Regions from separate parts of the Homo sapiens genome. Here all the other regions are linked to region 3. The links are chromatin loops, found by intact Hi-C in ENCODE. Cell type or tissue: PC-3. All regions are shown on one strand. Links, peaks and the distances in the headings refer to the core of each region. The heading gives the core; the rest is flanking DNA. Region 1 overlaps CAV2-DT (CAV2 divergent transcript). Region 2 overlaps TES (testin LIM domain protein). Region 3 has its middle 37 kb from the start of TES.

Region 1 (7,237 bases), core at 946-5,945, 250 kb before region 3:
AAGAGAGAGAGAGAGAGACAGGGAGAGAGAGAGAGAGAGAAAGAGAGAGAAAAACAGAGAGAGAGAGAGGGAGAGAGAACCAGAGAGTCAGAGAGACATAGAGATAGAGAGGTCCCAGGAGCAGCAGAAGCCCTCAAGCCCTAAAAGGAAGTCACTAACAGTCTCTGCTCTGCAGTTGGCCTGGTAGCATAGGCCACCCTTCCTCCATTATAACTGATCACAAACTCCTATAATAAAAGCCTGTAACCACAGCATTGCAAAATAGAGATTCTCAAACATACAAGAGATCACCAAACAACTGAGAAAAAACAAATCGAGGAAATAGAACTGATAGAGAACAGAATACTTAAAAAATATATATCATTAATATCCCTGAAAACACTCAAGAGATAGCATATTAATAAAATAAGACCAAGAAATTCTAAGAAAGAAAATATGTCAAAAAGTAAACATGTATGAGAGTCAAAATACTTATCAATCAAGAATAACAAAATAAGCTGGGTGCGGTGGCTCACGCCTGTAATCCCAGCACTTTGGGAGGCTGAGGCAGGCGAATCACCTGAGGTCAAGAGTTCGAGAGCAGCCTGGCCAACATGGTGAAACCCCACCTCTACTAAAAATACAAAAATTAGCCAGGTGTGGCGGTGGGCGCCTGTAATCCCAGCTACCCGGGAGGCTGAGGCTGGAGAATCACTTGAACCCGGGAGGCAGAGGTTGCAGTGAGCCGAGATCAAGCCACTGCACTCCAGCCTGGGTGACAGAGCTAGACTCCGTCTCAAAAAAAAAAAAAAAAAAGTAACAAAATAAAGTGTAGCAATATTATCAGTTAAAATATAATCTAAGGAATATTTTAACTTAACCTAGGGTAATTATTGATAAAAAAGAAGCATAATCCACCAAAATAATGACAGTCATTAAACTTAAATTTTAAATATATAATGCAAAGATTGATAGAATACAAGAAACAAGTAACAACTACAATCGAATGTAAAGTATTACTATGCTTTTCAAAATTCAATTATTTGAGTAAACAAAAATAAGAATTGCTATAAATTTTTTTAAAAGAACAAGTTTGATTAGATATCTCTAAGAAAAAGAGAATATATGTATTTTTCAAACTTTCCAAATTAAATTAACCAGGTAGGAAATTTGAATTTGTAGCAAATTCTAAAGAATATGTCATATATGCTACACATATTTTTCTTTTAAAAAAATGTTTTTTCTGTCTTTGCTATCTGTTCCCACTGTTTTTTTTATATATATATATATTTTTACACACAGGAAGGGGAACATCACACTCTGGGGACTGTTGTGGGGTGGGGGGAGGGGGGAGGAATAGCATTAGGAGATATACCTAATGCTAAATGACGAGTTAATGGGTGCAGCACACCAGCATGGCACATGTATACATATGTAACTAACCTGCACATTGTGCACATGTACCCTAAAACTTAAAGTATAATAATAATAATAATAAAATATTTTTAACATAATACATTAAATAAAAAAATTAACAATTAAAATACAACTAAAATATCTTTTTATGGAAACTTTAAAAGACTTATTTAGAAAACTGTTGGCTAAAGAGTAAATAAAAATGAATAATAAATATTATAAGTGAACAATGAGAAAACAGTACATTACAATATGTGAAATGTGGCCAAAGCTGTAGGCAGAGGGAAAATTTTAGCCTTAAGTGCATTTGTTAGAAAAGAGAATATATTGGGGGAAAAAACGCTAAGCATTCATACCAAATGTGTAGGAGGAAAAGAAAAAACTTGAATTGTTAAGAATAAAAAGTAGGAGAAAGTGGAAACTTAGTAAATGTACAAATTGTTTTTGGTAAAATACAGAATCTGTGGATTGGTCAAGATAAAAAAGACAGTACAAGTACATAGTATAATATTAGAAATAAGAAAATGAACACAACTAAAGGTAGAGGGAAGGTTTTAGAAAGAGAAAATAATAGCAAATACAACTTTGTACTATTTTATCTGTAACTTGTATAAACTGTGTAGGCAAAAATAAATAATCTAATTGAGTACATCTTGTTGTTCAAATAATGTTTGCCTAGGGCCACTGGTGACCATCTTTCTGGACACCTGGAGGAATCTTCTTATTTGCAGTAGAAGAGAATAATGCTGCACCCAAAGAGAAGCAAAGCTAAGAGATATTGTTGAAATAGAGATGACAGGAGAGAGAAACAGAGAAAGAGTGAGCCCTGGCCAGAACCACTCTGTTTGGTTCTCCGGTATGGTTCTTGGAGTTGTATTAGAGAACACAAACTAAAGAACATAGCAAAAAAATGGCTTCTGGAAACTCTCATGCTTGATGTCTAGAAGAATACCTTTATAGAAGAATATAATACAATAAAAGGTATTAAGTCCCCACATGACAAATGGCCAATGCATTCTTTCAAGGAAATAGTGCATCATGCCCATATCTTGTTTCCTACATTTCATTTATTTGTTTCTGAAACATCTCGGACAAGACAAATATTCTGCAAATGTTCATGAGAGTACTTATTTCTGGAATTGTACTTTTTTTCTTCAACTATTAAACTCCTTAAAGTAGGGAATTAATGCCTATACACCGAAATAGAAAAGTGATTAACTTTAATGGAACCACATGTTGCTAAGGATGGAAATAGATTTGATTGACTTTGGGCTTTAACAAAGGAATTTTAGTCATAGTCTTCAGCATTCTCTTTTTTTTTAAACCATGACCCAGGAAAAATCTTCCCAAGGACTGTATTTCATCATACAGAACAGAAAATGGTTAATGCAGGTGCACGAAAGTAATTTTCAAATCTATTTATAAATGAAACATGGATATGTGTGGTGCTTTGCAGAGGGAGAAGAACAAGAACTTCTAAAAAACCTATATATAGTCTCTGTCTTAAATAGGTACCTTTTAGGCAGTAGTTTCTCATCACTGTTTGACTTAGAAGTTTTGTGAGAAATGTCGTATCCAATTTCAACATAACATTGGAAAAAGACTTATTTTAAGTCTGATCCTTTGGTTCAGGTGCTGCCAGGAAAACAATTTAATATGAAAAGACCCTCCTTCATATGTCTGAAAAACAAGCACAAGAAAGAAGCCCGAAAAAAAAATCAGATTACATTAAAAATCATTAGGAAGTAACTCTAATTTGGGGGGGGGTTCAAACCAGGTTTCTTTTACATAGAATTTATACAGGAAAAAAAATCACCATCATACTGATCGTATATGTAAAACTAAGGCTTCTATTCTCCCCCATCATTTCATTAGCTACACGAGTTTGAATAATGGATTAAATATGAAGATCTCAAAAGAGAAAAGTATCTAAAATTGAGTTTAAATCAAAATTAAACATCCAAATTGACACCTCAAGTCCAACAGGTCCAGCTGACCCTAGGGAGATGAGACAGCAAGTGTAGGGGATTCAGTCATGAAGAAGGAACAGCATTGGAGATAGTCTTGAGGACAGTTCATCCTAAATGCTGCCGTTTCTATGCCAGAAGACTCCTTACCTTTCTTTTTCTTTTATTCCTATGGATGATTCTTTCTTTTTCTGAGGGCTCCACTCTTAAATATTTGTTCTTTTGGTCCTAGATATTTTTTTCTTATCTATGACTTGGCTTCATTTATCAGGTCCAAATGTTGACCTCTGCCGTGGATGGCAACTTCATGCCACATTTTCAGTGTAGTGCCCCATCTGTATTTATTTACTTTATAATAGAGTGTTGGCAATCTCCTGGAATGCTGTTTTCAACTTATCTTTATGATTATACTCCTGAGATAATACAACTCACAGCTACACTGAGTCCATTAAAGTTATGGTGACATTGGCTTTAAGCCCAGCTAGAAAAAAAAAAAAATATGCCTTGACTTCCAGTGAGTGGAATTTCTGAGTCACACATCCTCGCCCTAGTGTCATATGCAGATGCATCCTCAGAAGACCTGAGCAATTCTGAAGAGGTATTTCCATGTCTTAGTCAAGGATCTCCAAAACAATTAGCTAATTATTTAATTTATTCAAAACATGTTTTTTATCTTCATGTGGTGTCATAAAATTTTCATTCCAGGAGACCTTGCTTGATATATTTATTACATAATTTTCTAATGAAGACAAAAGGTCCATAAGGGACTATGATCCAGGATTTTCATTTCTTTTCCCTGAGGAGCCAGGTACTAACTCTTGATCATAATTTGAGAAAAGCAAGGTTATTCTACACACTTCTCACACACCGTTGGTGGAAATGTACAATAATCACTTTGGAAAATAACTTGGCAGCTTGTAAATCGTTGACCATAGACTTGCTATATGATCCAGTCATTCTATTCCTAGATATACCACATATTCAGACCAAAACTTACAGCTGCTCTACTTTAAAAGTCAAAACCTGGAAACAACCCACATATTCATCAACTGGTGGATGGATAAAACAAACTGTGACATATTCCCACAATGAAATACTATACAACAATAAAAGTGAACCATTGATACATACTGCAACACAGATGAATCTTAAATATTTATGCTGAGTGAAAGAAGCCAGAAGGAAAAGAGTATATACTACATGATGTCATTCATATAAACATCTGTGACATGAAACCTAATATGCAGTCTCAGAAAGCCGATCAGTAGTTCCTGGGGAAGGGGTGGGGAGTGGGACATAAATATAACAAAGATAAAGGAAAACTTTAGGAAGTATAGAAATGTCTATTATTTTGAGTAGGTAATGTTTTCACAGAGTAAACATGTCAAAAATTTCCAAACTTTATACTTTAAGTATGTATAATTTATTGTATATCAGTACTATCTTAATAAAGCTGTAAAACAAAACTTTGTTCCTAATGAATGGTTACCTCAAAAATGCCAGACTAAATTCCATAAATGAGAGTACAGACCTATTTTCTCTATATGCAAACTTGCAATCCCTTAATTGATGTAGAAAGACAGTATTTGTTGAGAATATAGTCTTTGCTCACAATTCTTTTTTTAAAAAGTGAAAGAGTCTCTTAAAGTGCACTGAGCTTGGTACATTAGTCACTTTCATATAAAATTATAAGTAAAGGTCTTTTCCACGTGGGTTGTGTGGGGAGGGAGTCAGGATGAGAGAATGTGCCTTCTGCTCGTTTTTTTTTTGTTGTTGTTGTTGTTTCTCATTTTTCAAAAGGCAATTTAGACAGATTTGACATTTTCTTAAAAGACAGCAGATATATTGAAGTGGCTACAAATGGGGGGTTTAGGCTGGGCATGGCGGCTCATGCCTGTAATCCCAGCACTTTGGGAGGCCTAGGTGGATGGATCACCTGAGGTCAGGAGTTCAAGACCAGCCTGGCCAATATGGCAAAACCCCGTCTCTACTAAAAATACAAAAATTAGCCGGCCATGATGGTGTGCACCTGCAATCCCAGCTACTCAGGAGGTTGAGGAAGGAGAATCGCTTGAACCTAGAAGGCGGAGGTTGCAGAGTGAAGATCGTGACACTGCACTCCAGCCTGGGTGACAGAGTGAGACTCTCTCTCAAAAAAAAAAAAAAAAAAAAAGGCTGGGCACAGTGGCTCACACCTGTAATCCCAACACTTTGGGAGGCAGAGTCGAGTGGATCACAAGGTCAGGTGTTCGAGACCAGCCTGAGCAACATGGTGAAACCCCGCTTCTACTAAAAATACAAAAATTAGCCAGGCATGGTGGCGTGTATGACTGTAGTACCAGCTACTTGGGATGCTGAGGCAGGAGCATCACTTGAACCCAGGAGGCAGAGGTTGCAGTGAGCCGAGATCTCACCACTGCATTCCAGCCTGGGCGACAGAGTGAGACTCTGTCTCAAAAAAAAAAAAAAAAAAAAAGAGTGTGGGTTTTAGAGTTAGCCTCTTCTAGCTCAGATCCAGCTCTGCTCACCTTTGGTCAGTGAATTAATCTCTCTAAGCTTTAATTTCCCCATCTTAGAGATGCGGATAATAGAAAAACATATCTCATAAAGTTGTTTTACTGACCAAATAAGATAATGCATAAGAAACCTTTAGCATAGTGCCAGGCATAACACACAAAATGTCAACTATTATGCAAAATCCTTGACAAGTTCCCAACTATTATGCAAAATCCTTGACTAAGTTTCCCTGTGGGGAAAACTAGAACTGAGCAGCCTGAAATGGTAGGGGGCAAAGAAGGAGGCTAGTGGAGACCACTATAAAATTATACTTTGGCACATTTCCTTTGTTTGGAGAAATAACACTACACTGCTGGTGTAAACCAGAGAAATAAACATGGAGGGAAGCTGTGATGCAAAAAATAATAAAGGGACTTAGCTAACACTCTGTGCAAATACATAAACAATCTGAGAAAAAGACATTGGAAATACCATTCTCTGTGCCACCAGAGTACTACTTTCAACTGAAGTGCACTTTTTTGGGGGCGGTGGGGAGTAGTTTGTATTTTGATAATAGATGCAGTTGGTGGAGAGAAAAGGGGATGCATAAGGTGCTTAACTCCTGTCTAGTCCCTGGTTCTACTAACTGCCCATCCAATGACAGACCGAGTAGGATCTGATAGAAAAGGGAGCAGCCAGTTTCACGGGCCGGTGTGTAGTCAATGCCTGAATTCTTTCTGCATTTATGTTGTTTCTTTCCATTTCCTGTGCTCAGCTACCTTTGATTGCTTGATATGCTACCCACACACTCTTGAGTTAAACTTCTTGTATTAATACACAAGTGTTTTCTTCATGAAGCTGTGTCTCATGAAAACTTTAAAAGGTGAGGCTGGATTCCTTGCATTTCTTTTGTCTACACCCTGATTTCTTTGGCACAGCAACAGCTCTTAGGTTTTGGACATTAAAACATATGCTAATAATCATTGATTGAACTAATCTAGCACATATACCAAAAGGTAGCTGATTTCTCTGTGATGGAATGCTAATGAATAAATATGGGAAATGTCTACCACCTTCAATCCTCTTATTAAATATGTTTTGATGGTTATACTTACGGTCATAGTCATTGTTATCGATTGACAGTTACTCTCATTGTCATAGGGAAAGCTCAACTGATAGTTTTCTTTGTTTGATTTTTCAATTCTTCCTCTTCACTCTACCCCCATTTCAAATTTACATTGTTTAATAATTAAGTTGATTTAGTTTGAGATTTTATTTTGGAAAATTTCATGACACCTCTCTAGATCCTTTGCTCTTTAGGTGTCATTTTGGGTAACATTATTTATTCCCTGCTGATGGTACATTTCTTATCTGCCTAT
Region 2 (7,237 bases), core at 1,271-6,270, 62 kb before region 3:
GAGCTCACAGTAAAAGTACACCTTTGTCCACAAGGATGTCTGTGTCACAACAATCACACTTCAGAGGCGACAGCCTGGTGCAGTTCAAAGTTCACTGGCCCTGAGAGTGAAAAATGTGCATTCTAATATCTACTCTGCCATGGAGAAAGGTTTTGGAAAACTCTGAGTTCAAATTCAGCTCTGCCATCTATAAGCCATAACTTTAGTAAGTTATTTAACTTTCCTACGTCTTTGATTTCTCATACATAATAAAATAAATATTAGGAGGATTAGGTACAATCAGGTACATACAGTGCTGTGGTAAGCAGAATGTTAACATGGCCCCTATGACTTCTGTCCCCTGGTGTTACTTTCATGATTATGTTACTTTTATATGGCAAATGGGAGATTTTCCAGGCGTGCCTACTCTAATCATGTGAGCCCTTAAAAAGCAATGAATTTTCTCTGGCTCGCAGCAGAAGAGGAAGTTGGAGGCATGTGAGGTGCAGGAAGGATTCTAAGCAGTGGTGCTGGCTTTGAAGATGGAAGGCATTGTACCTCAATGAATGTGACTGGTTTCTAGAAGCTGAGAGTAGCCAGCCCCCAGCTGACAGCCAACAAGGAAACAGGGACCTTGGTTCTCCAACCACAGAAAATAGATTCTACCAACAAGAATGAGCTTGAAAGCAGATTCTTCCCTCGCACTTAAAGGTGAGTACTTTTAGCCTGGCCAACACCTTCATTTCAGCTTTTTGAGGTGCTAAGCATAGACAGCTAAGCCAGCTCCCCTATCCCAGACTTCTAACCTGAAAAATAATGGATGTTGGCTGGGCACAGTGGCTCATGTCTGTAATCCCAGCACTTTGGGAGGCTGAGGCTGGTGGATCTGCTGAGGTCAGGGGTTTGAGACCAGCCTGGCCAACATGGTGAAACCCCGTCTCTACTAAAAATAGAAAAAATTAGCTGGGCGTGGTGGCGGGCGCCTGTAATCCCAGATACTCGGGAGGCAGGCAGGAGAATCACTTGAACCTAGGAGGCAGAGGTTGCAGTGAGCCGAGATCGCACCATTGCACTCCAGCCTGGGCAACAAGGGTGAAACCCCATCTCAAAAATAATAATAATAATAATAATAATAATAATGATGGATGTTGAGTTAACAGTTGTTGCTTTAACTTGCAAAGTTTGTAGTAATTTGTTATGCAGCAGTAGAAAATTATTACAAGTGCTTACTGGTGTGTGACACATAGAAATCATTCACAAATTATATTATTAATAACTCATGGGCTCAAACAAGTCATTTTAACTTCCTTTGGTTTAGGTCTTTGATCTGTAAAATGAGGTTAGACTAGTTAAGTTACAAGTTCACTCTAAATTCCTAATAATTAATTTTTAGTCTCCTGCAACTATGGTGATACACCTTGATCCGGCATCTTCCATTCACCTCTCCAGATTCATTCTCCATGCCTCAGTACTCTGTGCTATTTCCCAGAAGGCTGATCCTTAAGGACTACACCTGTGGGATCCCTTGTCACTGGCAATGGGACAATGGGAGGTGCCAGCAGAAAATCAGAGTGATGAAGAATGAGGTCTGGGTATTTATCTCCTGGCTTTCTGTAAGTATACAAGGTGATAAAAAGGAAAATGATTCCTAACAACTTGGGGGTATGTGGAAGCAGGGGAAGGGGGTGCTGTGGGCTGAACTGTGTTTCCTCAAAGTCATATGCTGAAGCTCAAACTCCTAATGTGACTGTATTTGGAGCAGGGGCTTTTAAGAAGTAAAGTTAAAAGATGTCACAAGGTGAACGTCACAATCCATTGGAATAGGTGACCTTATAAGAAAAGGGAGAGAGATCTCTTCCTCTCCAGACACACACACACACACCCACACACACCAAGGAAAGGCCATGTGAGCACGTGGTGAGAAGGCAGCCGTCTGTAAGCCAGGAAGAGAGACCTCACCAGAACTCAACCATGTTGGCACCTGATCTCGAACTTTCCAGCCTCTAGAACTGGAAGAAAGTACATTTCTGTTTAAACTACCAGGTATGTGATATTTTGTTATGGCAGCCTGAAAAGACATACATGGGCAGGGAAGACTTCTCAGAGGTATTTCTTGAGCTGAGACTTTTTGTTTCCTAGTGGTGGGAGGTAGGGTTTTCCAGGCAGAGAACACCATGCAATAAGGCACAAAATTTCAGGGAATAGTATGTATCAAGCACTTGGATCATAGAGTGCTTGGAAGGGAAGTGGAAGAGGCTGGAAAAGCAAGCAGAGGCCAGATGTTAGGGTTTAATGTCAAAGGCCAAGAAATTTGCCTAAAAGAAGTCCAGTGGGAAACTACTGAGGGTTCTTAAGTCATCTGAAGTATGTAATAGTATCCATGTTCAAAAGACCATTCTTGTGATTGTGTGAGAGGCCAGACTAATAAAGAGGTAGAGAATAATTTAACTCTGATTTTTGAAATGTGCCCGATGGAGCCCTCAGGGTCCTAAGTCAAGGATCACCATGAAGCTGGAGGAGGAGGCTAAGTGGGCAGGGTCATGGGATCCCATGTCTACTTCACCCACATAAGTTCTGTGGCCCTAGACTAGACCTGGAATCTTTGTTACACTCAGGACAACTAGTCTAGAATATTTTACTTCAAAGACTGTACTGAAAGAGGCTACATAGGGAGGTCAAAGGCACCTGCTTCAGCTCTTTTAGCTATGGTGAAAAAGTCAGGGAATTATCAAGAATTCTGAGAGAAATGTGACTGGACCCATGCCAGGAAGATGTCAGAACTACTAAGAAATACCAATGGGGTGGACTGTTATCAACCCCAGCTGAATGACAGGCCATATGCAAAGTCCTAGACTATTATGGCTCTTAGATTTTCAGACTACACCCAGTTGATTAAATGAGTCTGTGTGATAAATTGAAATGTAAAAGGTTATTTTCATGCCATGGAGATCTGCTCTTGTCGGATATATTTTCATCTGAAAATATCGATTAAAATGATTAATATAGACATAACAAAAATGACTAACTTGCTTTAGAGAAAAGATGATATCTCTTAGGAATGAGCTTTAAAATCTCACGAGCGGTTTTTGGCAACTGCATAGCAGAACTAAAAAGAATGCAGGTTAAGTATCTCTTACCCAAAATGTTTCACAAGTAAAATAAAACAGAAGTGTATCAGATTTCAAATTTTTTTTAAATTTTGGAATATCTGCATAAACAATGAGATATCTTGGGGATAGGGCCCAAGTTTAAACATAAAATTAATTTCTGTTTCATATACAGCTTATGTACATAAGCTGATGGTAATTTTATACATATTTTAAATAATTTTGTACAAGACACAAAGGTTTGAATGCATTTTTGAATGCAACCTGTCACACGGTCAGGTATGTGAAATTTTCCACTTGTGGCATCGTGTTGACACTCAAGAAGTTTTGGTTTTGGAGCATTTTGGATTTTGGATTTTATGTATTATAAGATTGTAAGGTAAAAACTATGCCCAGGAGAGGGCAGTGCAGCCTTCTGTAAAGTTAACTAATAGGCCCAATAGAAAATAGTGTGAGCATTAAGAGCAGAGATGTTCTAATTCATGAAAACTATTTTGTGTTAAGTCACTTTACCTTTTTAAAACATGAGAGACATACTGCCACTTCTATGTCCCTTGAAGAGACAGCACAAGGGAGAGCTGCTTAAGTCTTGTAAAAAAAAATTCTGGAAAACTTTAGCTCCCTAAAACTGAAGAATTGTATCAAAACTGAAGAACTGTATCAGTTCTAGCAGGTTTCTACTGACTTTCCTATTTTAAACAATTATCTTTGTTTCTGAAAACTGATTCAATAAACTAGTTTTTAAAAGAGATTAATGTCTAAAATTTTATTTGTTTATATTCTCCTTTAATTTACACTGTACACATCTCCAAGAGCTGATGAAAGTATTCTAAACGGTTTCCTGTGGAAATCTGTAGTACAGAAGTGTTTCTCAAATGAGAGTCATCCTAACAAGGTAGCTGCCATCCTAAAACTGTATAGTTATCTTTATTTTTTTTTCCTGCTAATTCTAACTTTGAGCAGACTTGTGAATTACCACTATGGACTTGACAGTCATTCATAAGCACAGGTTTCAAATACTGATTTTAGATTTATATGATATGCAGTAGTACTTTCAAAACAACCTAAAGATAAGATCTATAGAAAATTCACATTTTTGACTCACTAACATTGTCTTGTGTATATATGCACTTCATTCAAACCAAGACACTACAATTAATTTTTTTCTTAAAAAAATTCAAGTGTTTCAATGGTTTTTCACTAGTAACTTTACAGCTAAAAATTTTAAAGAGATCTAAATTCAACTTCATTTCCTGATAACTAACATATACATGCTTGATTCAGTATTCATATTTGTTTACGGAAAATGTAGACATGAGATGTAAAGTTACCAATTTTTAAGAAGAGAATAATTAAATTATTAAACAGGGCCAGGCATGGTGGCTCACGCCTGTAATCCCAGCACTTTGGGAGGTTGAGGTGGGCTGATCACTTGAGGTCAGGAGTTTGAGACCAGCCTTGCCAACATGGCGAAACCCCATCTCTACTAAGAATACAAAAAAGAAAAATTAGCCAGGTGTCGTGGCACAAGCCTGTAATCTCAGCTATTCAGGAGGCTAAGGCAAGAGAATCGCTTGAACCAGGAAGCGGAGGTTGCAGTGAGCTGAGATCACACCACTGCACTCCAGTCTAGGTGACAGAATGAGACTTCGTCTCAAAAAAAAAGTAACAAATAAATTATTAAACAGTCCTGGAGGATTACCACAAACTTATTTACCACCAGAAAGATGATATATTCAGTATTTCAGGCTCGAAGGAAATCTTAAAGACAGCAAGCAAATCCAACAACTCTAAATAGTTATTATGGTCCAATTCACTAAGTCAAACTTAATGACAGTAAGACAGAACACTTTTTATGTTGTATTCATTTCTCAGAAAAGACAGTAACAGGTCTGCAACTTAGCAACCATGCTGGAGAACTCGAAGATATCTCCACTGTCTGAGGAAGTATTGCAAAAAGTATAAATTACTAATGTGGTTGCAGTTTTCAAAACAATACCTCCAGAAGTGCAGTTCGAATCCTTCACATTTTTCTTTGCATTTTAAACAAGGGGCTCCAAATCCTTGCTCGTGACCTAAGCCCATCTGTTAAAAAGAAAACATCATGAATCTGTTATTAGATTCTTTACAAATCTAAAAATTCAATAAATTGCACTTTTAATTCCACTTACCACTTGTGTTGAGATAACTTTCAAACAAATCTTATATTTAGTCAATGATGATACCCAGGTATGTACATGGCAGTTCCAAGTACATACATAACATATTTTATATTCTGATTGCTTTTTATCATGAAAAGAAAAGCATCAGAATATAACTGTATAGAAAACTACAAATATTGCAAATAACAAAAACTCATGAATTTATGTCTTTGGCCACTACTTGCCCCATAGTACAGCCCCATAGCACAATAGGTACAACACTCAGAAAACTATACCTTAAAAAGCAAGTCTCATCCTGAATAACATATTTTACATCAAACAAGGAATTAAAGATTTTAGGAATTACAACTGAAATATTATTTTTATTATGATAAATATTATTATAATAGCTACAATATACACTTATTGAATGCCAGTGCTATGGCTTTAATGTCCGTGCTCCTCCAAAATTCATGTTGCAACTTAATCCCCAATGTACCAATATTAAGAAGCTGGGCCTTTATGAAATGATTAGGCAGTTAGCAATGAGGGCTCCACCCTCATTGATGGGATTAGCCCCTGAGGGAGTGAGTTCCTCTCTTCCATCTCTTCTGAACCTTCCTCCATGTGAAGATGCAGCAACAAGGTGCCATCTTGGAAGCAGAAAGCAAGCCCACACTAGACACTGAGTCTGCCAGTGCCTTGATTTTGAACTTCCCAGCCTCCAGAACTTGACAAATAAATTTCTATTATTTATAAATTACCCAGTCTAAGGTATTTTGTTATGGCAGCAGGAATAGACTAAGACACAAGGAATAGAGGTAAGTACTTTACTTATATCTCATTAAAATCTTACAGAACTATATAAAATGCTTACAAAGTAGGCAATATGATTTGCCATTTTTGAAATGTTTTTGCTGAAACTCAGAGACTATGAAACTTGCTTAAGATCAAAATGTTAATAAATGGTAGAGATTTGAGTTCAAGTCTTTCTGACTCCAAGGCCTGTGCTCTTCTGCCTGAAGTTGTAGGGAGGCAAGGAGTGGAGAGCTGTATTATCACCCTTGCTATAGCAAACCCTTTTCTTCTTTACCATATTAAACAATAGTCTTTGAGAACTTGCTGAGACATGGCCTAATAAGTGGAAGGAGTGGGGTGCAGATGGCAGAAGGACACAAGGTTGTAATTAAGCTCTTTTACCCAACGACTGATATTGGAAAAAAAAGAGTAGCCAGCCTTACATCAGTACAGTGGCAAACCACCAGTAATCAGATTACTCTGTGTTTTAAATATCACATCAGTGACCATGAGGAATTAGTTACTGGTTAGTGCCTAGAGTAGCAGTTCAAGCTGGACAAGTAATAGGTATTTTTCAATGGCCCTCTTTTGTAACTTTACCAAGCTGTGTTTGTCACTATGCAATCAAAACCACATTGTAACTGGTTCCTTGAAAGATCAGTCTGACATGTCCTGAAGTTTAAGTGAAGCCTTTCCTTTTGTCCTAAAGAAAATGACCACATCCTTTTTCCATAATTAAGGCCATATTCAAACCCAACTGGTCCACACAGTTGCTTAGGAAAACCCACAATACTTTTAAGTTAGACCATATAAAGTATACTCTCTAAAGAATAAACAACTGTCCAGCATTAGCTAAGCTTTATCATCTTTGCCATGTCCATATTACCAATTTTCAAAAGAAATGAAAGTCTTTAAATTGTATATTTAGTGTCAACACTAAGCTTTTTTTTAAAGCAATTAAATTGTTTCCTTGTCACTGATGATCACAGTTCACACAGTATGGAAATAATGTAGGTTAAACAAAAGACAGAGGGAAACTTTTCTGGTCTTGTGTAATAAGCATAGTTACATGTTTTCTCCATTACAATATCCATAGTAAAATGAAAAGCAAATCCAAAAAAGTTTTCTTTTTCAGGCCCTTTCTAATTTTCCATTACAGAAGAGTTAGTTCTGAATGTGCCTGGAGTATGGATATGATTCATACTATGTTCA
Region 3 (7,237 bases), core at 893-5,892:
CTATTTGAAAATGTAAGTAAATACGAGCATTTGAATACTGAATTGTTCTGATTAACTTTGGTACTTGAAGAGTATTACTTATCTCTCTGACCTTTAAGGCATATGTTTTGCTTTAAAGGCATAAACTAAGTGGCTACTCGTAGAAGAAAAGAGGGGTGAAGTTTCTCACAGACAATTTCCAGAATTAGCTGTCCTCATGACTAAAATGCTAACTGATTTATCCTTCTATAACTCAAATCAAGGATGCAGCTGCAATGGCTTTTGGTGATGACTTTCTTAACCACCTCTTTAGGACATGACAGGTTTCTCTGCTGTGTCTTTTGAGCCCTTCATACAGTAGCAGCAAATTGATGGTTTTTCATCACTAGAGATTTTTGTTCTCTGTCTTGGTCAGGAAACTTTTCATGCCAAGCAACTGAAGCTGCTGAAGTTAGTTTGCTGTAAACATGAGGAAATAATAGAGATTACAGGGAATACCGTGGGGCTTAAGGATAAGCGGTGTTATTGGGCTTCATAAGGGCCTTGGATCAAGAGCTGGAAAAACCATAGGAGCCTAGAAATGTCATAAAACACCAATATCCTACAGGGGTGCAGTGCTTTGCAATGATGGCTCTTGTTTCAAATAGGAAGTATGAGACACTGAAGAACAGAGAAGATGTTACATAAAAAGCAGAAAGGGCATATAAAATTTTGAATATTTGTCTAGCTATAAAAATATGCTTTACAATCTTATTTTAAAATTTACTTTGAATTTTTGTTTTCTTTAAAAATTAATATGTGTACATTACTTAAGTTTTGGAAAAGAAGAAAAAATAAATCCCCATATTTTTATCATCTTGGCACAATAAATATCTTTTGGAGTGTTTTCTTATGACTTAACTCTAAATGGGTCACTAACCTAAATGGAAGAACTAAAACCATAAAATTCCTGCCTGACCAACATGGAGAAGCCCCATCTCTACTAAAAATACAAAATTAGCCGGGCGTAGTGGTGCATGCCTGTAATCCCAGCTACTTGGGAGGCTGAGGCAGGAGAATCGCTTGAGCCCAGGAGGGGGAAGTTGCAGTGAGCCAAGATCATACCACTGTACTCCAGCCTAGGCAATTATTGATTCAAGGTTACCATGATAGGTTTATGCATATCAAAGTTTAAAAAAAAGGGCCTATGTGCCTATGGCTAGTGAGCAAAACTGGCTAGCCATAGGCACAAAATTGAAACTGGACCCCTTCCTTATACATTATACAAAAATTAGGCCAGGATGGATTAAAGACTTAAATGTAAAACCCAAAACTATAAAAACTCTAGAAGAAAATCTAGGCAATACTATTCAGGACATAGGCAAGGGTAAATATTACATGACAAAAACATCAAAAGCAATTGCAACAAATGCAAAAATTGACAAATGGAGTCTAGTTAAACTAAAGCACTTCTGTACAGCAAAAGAAACTATCATCAGAGTGAACAGACGTGAGTGAATGGGAGAAAATTTTTGCAATCTGTCTTTCTGACAAAGGTTTAATATCCGGAATCTACAAGGAACTTTAACAAATTTTCAAGAAAAAAGCAACCCCATCAAAAAATGGGCAAAGGACATGAACAGACACTTCTCAAAAGAAGACATTTATGTGGCCAACAAACATATGAGAAAAAGATCAACATTACTGATCATTAGAGAAATGCAAATCAAAACCACAATGAGATACCATCTCACACCAGTCAGAATGGTGATTATTAAAAAGTGGAGAAACTACAGATGCTGGCGAGGCTGTGGAGAAATAGGAACACTTTTACACTGCTGATGGGAATGTAAATTATTTCAACCATTGTGGAGGACAGTGTGGCGATTCCTCAAAGATCTGGAACCAGAAATACCATTTGACTCAGCAGTCCCATTACTGGGTATATATCCAAAGGAATATAAAACGTTCTGTTATAAAAATACATGCATGTGTATGTTTAGTGCAGCACTATATACAATAGCAAACACATGGAATCAACCCAAAGGCCCATCAATAATAGACTGAATAAAGAAAATGTGGTACATATATACCTTGGAATACTATGCAGCTATAAAAAGGAATGAGATTATGTCCTTTGCAGGAACATGAATGGAGCTAGAAGCCATTATCCTCAGCAAACTAAGACAGGGAAAGAAAACCAAACACCACATGTTATCACTTAGAAGTGGGAGCTCAACTATGAGAACACATGGACACGGGGAGGGAACAACATACACAGGGACCTCTTGGGGGAGGGTTGGGGAAAGGAGAGTATCAGCATAAATAGCTAATGCACGTGGGGTTTAATACCTAGGTGATGGGTTGATGGGTGCAGCAAACCACCATGTTTGGTGCACAAGTTGACCTATGTAACAAACATGCACATCCTGCACATGTATCCTGGAACTTGAAATTAAATTAAAAATTTTAAAAACAATGACCCAGCACAAAATGGTTCCAAAGAAGATTCCCCCAAACATAGTGAATATAAAGTAAATCACCTTCCATGATTCTGTAACTGGTGGGTGACAACACATGAATAGTATGTGGGGAGAGGGATATGTGGATAAGCTGGGGAAGCCACAGGGGCACATTGTCCCAAAATGTACATTTTGTAAGCATAAAATGTATAAAATAAAAATGGGAGGAAGAAGATTCTCTAAACTGATGAGTTTATGGACCTTCTTGAGAATAGTGATTTTAAAGCCCTCTTAGTTCCCCATGTAACCCTAATGTCCATGTAGGTGAGCTGGGGCATAGAGGTTGTGCCATGTGTGTGGAACAGATGGACAGATACCTTTGTCTCTTTGGCCTTCAGGGTCTCCAGGCCCAGAACAGCCAGATACTCTAGGCTGGTCACTTCCAGATCTAAGGGTATCATTCATTTACCTCAAAGTATCAAAACAAATAGCATGTTCGATGTATGCCGTATGAAAAAACCTGGGAAGCACTTTAACATACTTGCCCTGTTCTGTTCATTTCAGTCAGCATCTCTTGACACTCAACTGTTAATTCTCTTCCTTTCACTTGTATTGCTCTTTTCTCTCTTTGTTCTGGGAGCAAAGGAGGGAGGGTCAAAGGCCCCTGTGGAGCAGGCAGGTTAAGTAAATATTTGTTTGTGGATTTAAAAATTCTGACCTTAGGGATGGAGTGGATATCCTTGCTTTACTTATACAATTTTAGATAAACAGTAATTTTGATGCTGTGTTATGGTGATTTTCTAGCTTAAGTTTCCAATCAAGTAGTAACTTTTTGGAAAGAAGGAGTGTTTGCTCAGATGATAGGAGGGTGTTGAGAGGGAAGATGGAGATTGAAGCCGGGTGTTTTTGATGTTGCAGATGTTTATTTTTTCGTGTAGAGTTCTACCCGCTGGAGCCAACTTCATGAAAATAGAAAGTTTCCAGCATAGTACTGACACGTAATTGACACGAATCTTTTGGATTGAATTGAAGAATAAAATAATAAAATTTGTTGTTTTTTAAATTCAAAAGATAATTTCTTCTATACCCAGTAAGACTTTAAACTCAATGCAGCACTAATCTCACTGCTTCTGCAGCCCCTTCCTGAAAGGGAAGAATTGAGGATTTTCCTCTGTGTGTAGTATAATCTATCAAATTTAGCATGAAGACACTGAAGACAAAGGCTTTGAGAATTTAACAGTATGGAAGAGTTTTGCTGCCACCCAATGGACAAGCGTAATATTTTTTCATTATTCAGTAATAAACAATTTCCTCTTACCTCACTGAACATTCATATACAACTGTAGTAATTATTTCAACAAACATACTTGAATTGCAAATTACTTTTTAACTTTTAATATTACTGGTGTATGTGGTTGTGTATATGTGTGTTGAGGCAGTAGGAATGCAGTGTGTATGAGAAAATAGTTTGGCTAATTTTAATTGAAGCATACTGAATTGTTTTCTATAATTTTGTCTAAATAAAATTTAATAAAGGTTTCGGGGCACAACAGATGACTTATAATTACTGAGCTTTTTAGCTCAAAGAACTCTGAGAAATTCTAATAAACCTATGAGTGAAATGAAGAATTAGAAATAAGTGGGGAGACTGGGGAAATAAACAGGTTGAAATTAAGAAAACCGGGAAAGACACTCTGTTTGTGTGCATGTGTGCGTGCCTCTGCGTGCATGCATTTGTGCACACATGAGAGAGGCATATTTGACCACTGAGCTAAAAATATTAATAGTTGCTTTTGTCTGCTTTTACATTGTATTTCTTTAGAGTACAGGCAGGGGTTTATTTTTGCCTCTTTTACTCACTGATGAAGAATGCCTGGTGTATTGTAAATGTTGATAAATATTTATTGGATGGAAAGCATGTGTCTACATGAACTCTAGAAAACAGAAGAAACAAAATGACTCATAATCCCACTTATAATACAAACAACATTAGTATTTTGAAGACACATAACTATGTAGCTTGCAGTTTACAAGCTCTGTTCTGTTCCTTCAGTAACCTGTGAGGGTTGGAGGAAGGTTTGGTTGTAAAATGTCTCATCCACATATTTTTTCTGGGATATTTTCCAGATTCCAGGATCTCCCTCCATTACCAGTTTCTCTGTGGGTCATGCTCTGGCATTTCTATTCATCCATTCACCTATTCTGAGGTGTGGTTGCCCCAATATTATTACATACTTTTTTCCATTGGATCCATGAGACCTCTTGTCTACTTTCATCCTTCATCCTCCACAAAGGCATCACACCTGATTTTCTAAAAATATGTGACCTCTTTATTTTAGGATGAGAGAAATTTTAGAAAGGAATTACAAGGTTAAAAGGGACCATATTAAAGTCCTAGTTAACCTGGAGTTTTCCTCAAATCTCACAAGTTAAGGAACCAAAATAACGTAGGGCTTCCTAAGAACGGGACGTCATGGATGACTCCCATTCCACCTTCCAAAGATGCGCAGCCAGTCCTCACCTTTAAACCCCTGTGTGCCCTCCAGCTCCAAACATTCCATTCCTGAACATTCTCCATTCAATACTCTACTATCTTCCCTTGCAAAACCTCTACTGCTTTTCACAGGAAGGATCATCACTCCTTGGATCCACCTGAGTCTGAGATTCTGGGATTCGAACTGGTGGACGTTGATGCTCTTCTTCAGCCCTCTAAGAAACAGTGAACGTAGATCCTCCTTGCAGGGCTTTCTTTTTAATCCTTTCACTATGAGAACATGGGTCTGCCATTCTCTTTATTAGCTGACTTATGATCTAAGGTACCTTTCCCAAGAGCAAATGCCTAGGATTGGCGATGGGAGGTGAAAATATGTGCATTACCATTCAGATGTGCAAGAAAAAAAAGTAACAAAGTAACCAGTTTATTTTCTTTATTTTGAAATCATTTTGCTTACAAACCCCCGTCTTTACCAGTGGGGATTGTGGAATAGATATAAAATTGTCAGTTAAGTAGCTCATGCTCTTCTGTTTTAAAATGGTCTCTTTTGTTAAGCTCATTCTTTCACATATTCTCTTCTCCTGCCTCTTACAAAACCCACGGCAAGGCTGAGGGGGAACAATTTGCTTTGTGCTTTGTCTCTATCTGCGACTCCCACAGAACTTGGCTTGGATGTTTTGGCATCAAATCTCACTCTGATAATATAAAGGCATATCAGTCTTTTGATGACACATAACTGTGTAACATGCAGTTCACTGGGGCCATGGTTGAGGACTCCATACTGCTGCCACTTTTAATGTGTCTTTAGGTGGTACAATTTGTGGTCTGTTCTCTTGGCCTTGACATGGTGAGGAGATTGCTCTGGGGAACTTGGTCACCTCTGTTATCTGATCAAGTCACCTCCACCATCTGGTTCACTATTTCTGGCTTAGTAGAACTTGCCCAAAGATATAGCTGTGACTCTCATTCAATCCCTGACATGGGAAGTTGATCCCAAAGCTTTGTGCTGTATGTAAATTAACTTTCTCCTTATCCAGACTCCCCAGGTAAGCTCATGCTATCTGCCTTCTCCCATACATGGGCAATTCTGTATCATTTCTTGTTCCTCAGGAGACAGGCAGAAGATGTAGGACTACCCTGCTCCATGTGACGGGACTTGTTTATCTGCTCTTGCTGTTCTACTGTTCCCCAAGGTGTGAAGTGGAGCACCCATTCAATTGTTCTCAGGTTTGTTCTCAACTTATTTGGAGTTTGTGTCAGAACTTCTATCAACTACTGGATTGATCCCCTTTCCAGGTGCCTGCTGCTTCCTTACCCTGGACTTGTCTTATCTGAACTTCTTTCCCCAGTTCCTGCACATTCCCCCTCCTCACCCCCAACACCCTTCTTCCCAATTGTGCATCCCAAGCCTGTAGGCAGATAAGAGCTTCAGGCACATATGAGCATATGTGATCTGCTGAATGTTCTCTGCCTATATCTTATAGGGAATTTTTATATTCAGATCTCCAACCTTGTTATGTAAAGATTGGCTTTGGGTTAGAACATTCTTTACTTTCTAAACAAAGCCTGATTTTCAAGAGTATTCCCTGACTGTGAACTCAAATATTTAAACTCTGAGCTACAATGAGAAGCCTGTTTGTTCTAGACTCTTACCACTCTCTCTCTTTTTCTAGGACAATGAACCTTATGCCTTATCCTTAATGGTGAAAGGAATGGCTTTTTTTTTTTAAAGTAGGATTAATACAAGGGAAAACACAATGTGAGGTATTTTAAGATGTTTTAATTTTCAAAAATTTATTTATCTCTTACAGCACAGAACCATGCTGAGGGAAAGGCTAGCAAGGCTCTGGGTACCCTTGATATAATAAGTCCCTACTAAAATGCTGAGGATATGGGCAAAAGAAGAAAAACACCTGTTTGCAGTTTTGTTATTACTTTTATGTGAGGAATGGGAAGGACAGGATTGCATTGTTTTGGTTTGAATCATATTCACATAGAAGCTGTCAGTGGGTGATAAGGAAGTAGGGATGTGCATCTCATTCTTCTTGTTCCACTCTTGTTATAATCATAGAATAAACACCATTTTGAATTAAGATGTAAATAAATTGTAGTAATAATATACTAACAATGATAATTTTTATTTGTATAGCACCTGACAAAATATTTTTGTTTAATCATCTTTTATAGAACTGAGAAAACCTTTTGAGTTAGAAATTGTGAGTCCTATTTCACAGATAAGAAACAGAATCCAAGGACTAGTAAGTGACTTGCTCACACTATGTAGCTAATCAATAGCAGCTAATGAATGATGTTGATGCATATA

What was found. Peaks named below come from ENCODE experiments on the same cell type or tissue, not always from the same donor. Only the 100,000 strongest peaks of a DNase experiment are listed, where the experiment ranks them.
Region 1: it touches region 3 in a loop (4-fold over the local background); 3 of 110 quality-filtered maps call a loop at or near these places.
Region 2: a loop joins it to region 3, with 6 times the contacts of the local background. A loop is called at or near these places in 104 of 110 quality-filtered maps.

Annotation. Positions count from the first base shown.
Region 1 is chr7:116,423,160-116,430,396 of GRCh38, reverse strand. The region is part of intron 1 of CAV2-DT (CAV2 divergent transcript); the gene reads left to right. Among named protein-coding and RNA genes, the nearest start is that of CAV2-DT, 73 kb to the left of the region's middle. In PC-3, for the core only: no CTCF peak of the experiment used is centred there; a DNase peak (open chromatin) is centred at 3,886; H3K27ac peaks cover 1,921 bases.
Region 2 is chr7:116,232,468-116,239,704 of GRCh38, reverse strand. TES (testin LIM domain protein) reads right to left here. Exons shown (of 7, transcript NM_015641.4): 2 at 5,086-5,171. It overlaps LOC124901730 (a long non-coding RNA gene), which reads left to right. Exons shown (of 4, transcript XR_007060485.1): 3 at 456-690; 4 at 1,429-3,837. Among named protein-coding and RNA genes, the nearest start is that of TES, 26 kb to the right of the region's middle. In PC-3, for the core only: CTCF peaks have their summits at 3,269 and 3,473 (motif pointing right); no DNase peak of the experiment used is centred there; H3K27ac peaks cover 153 bases.
Region 3 is chr7:116,169,669-116,176,905 of GRCh38, reverse strand. No RefSeq gene overlaps it. Among named protein-coding and RNA genes, the nearest start is that of TES, 37 kb to the left of the region's middle. In PC-3, for the core only: a CTCF peak has its summit at 3,693 (motif pointing left); DNase peaks (open chromatin) are centred at 3,675 and 4,415; H3K4me3 peaks cover 630 bases; H3K27ac peaks cover 1,280 bases.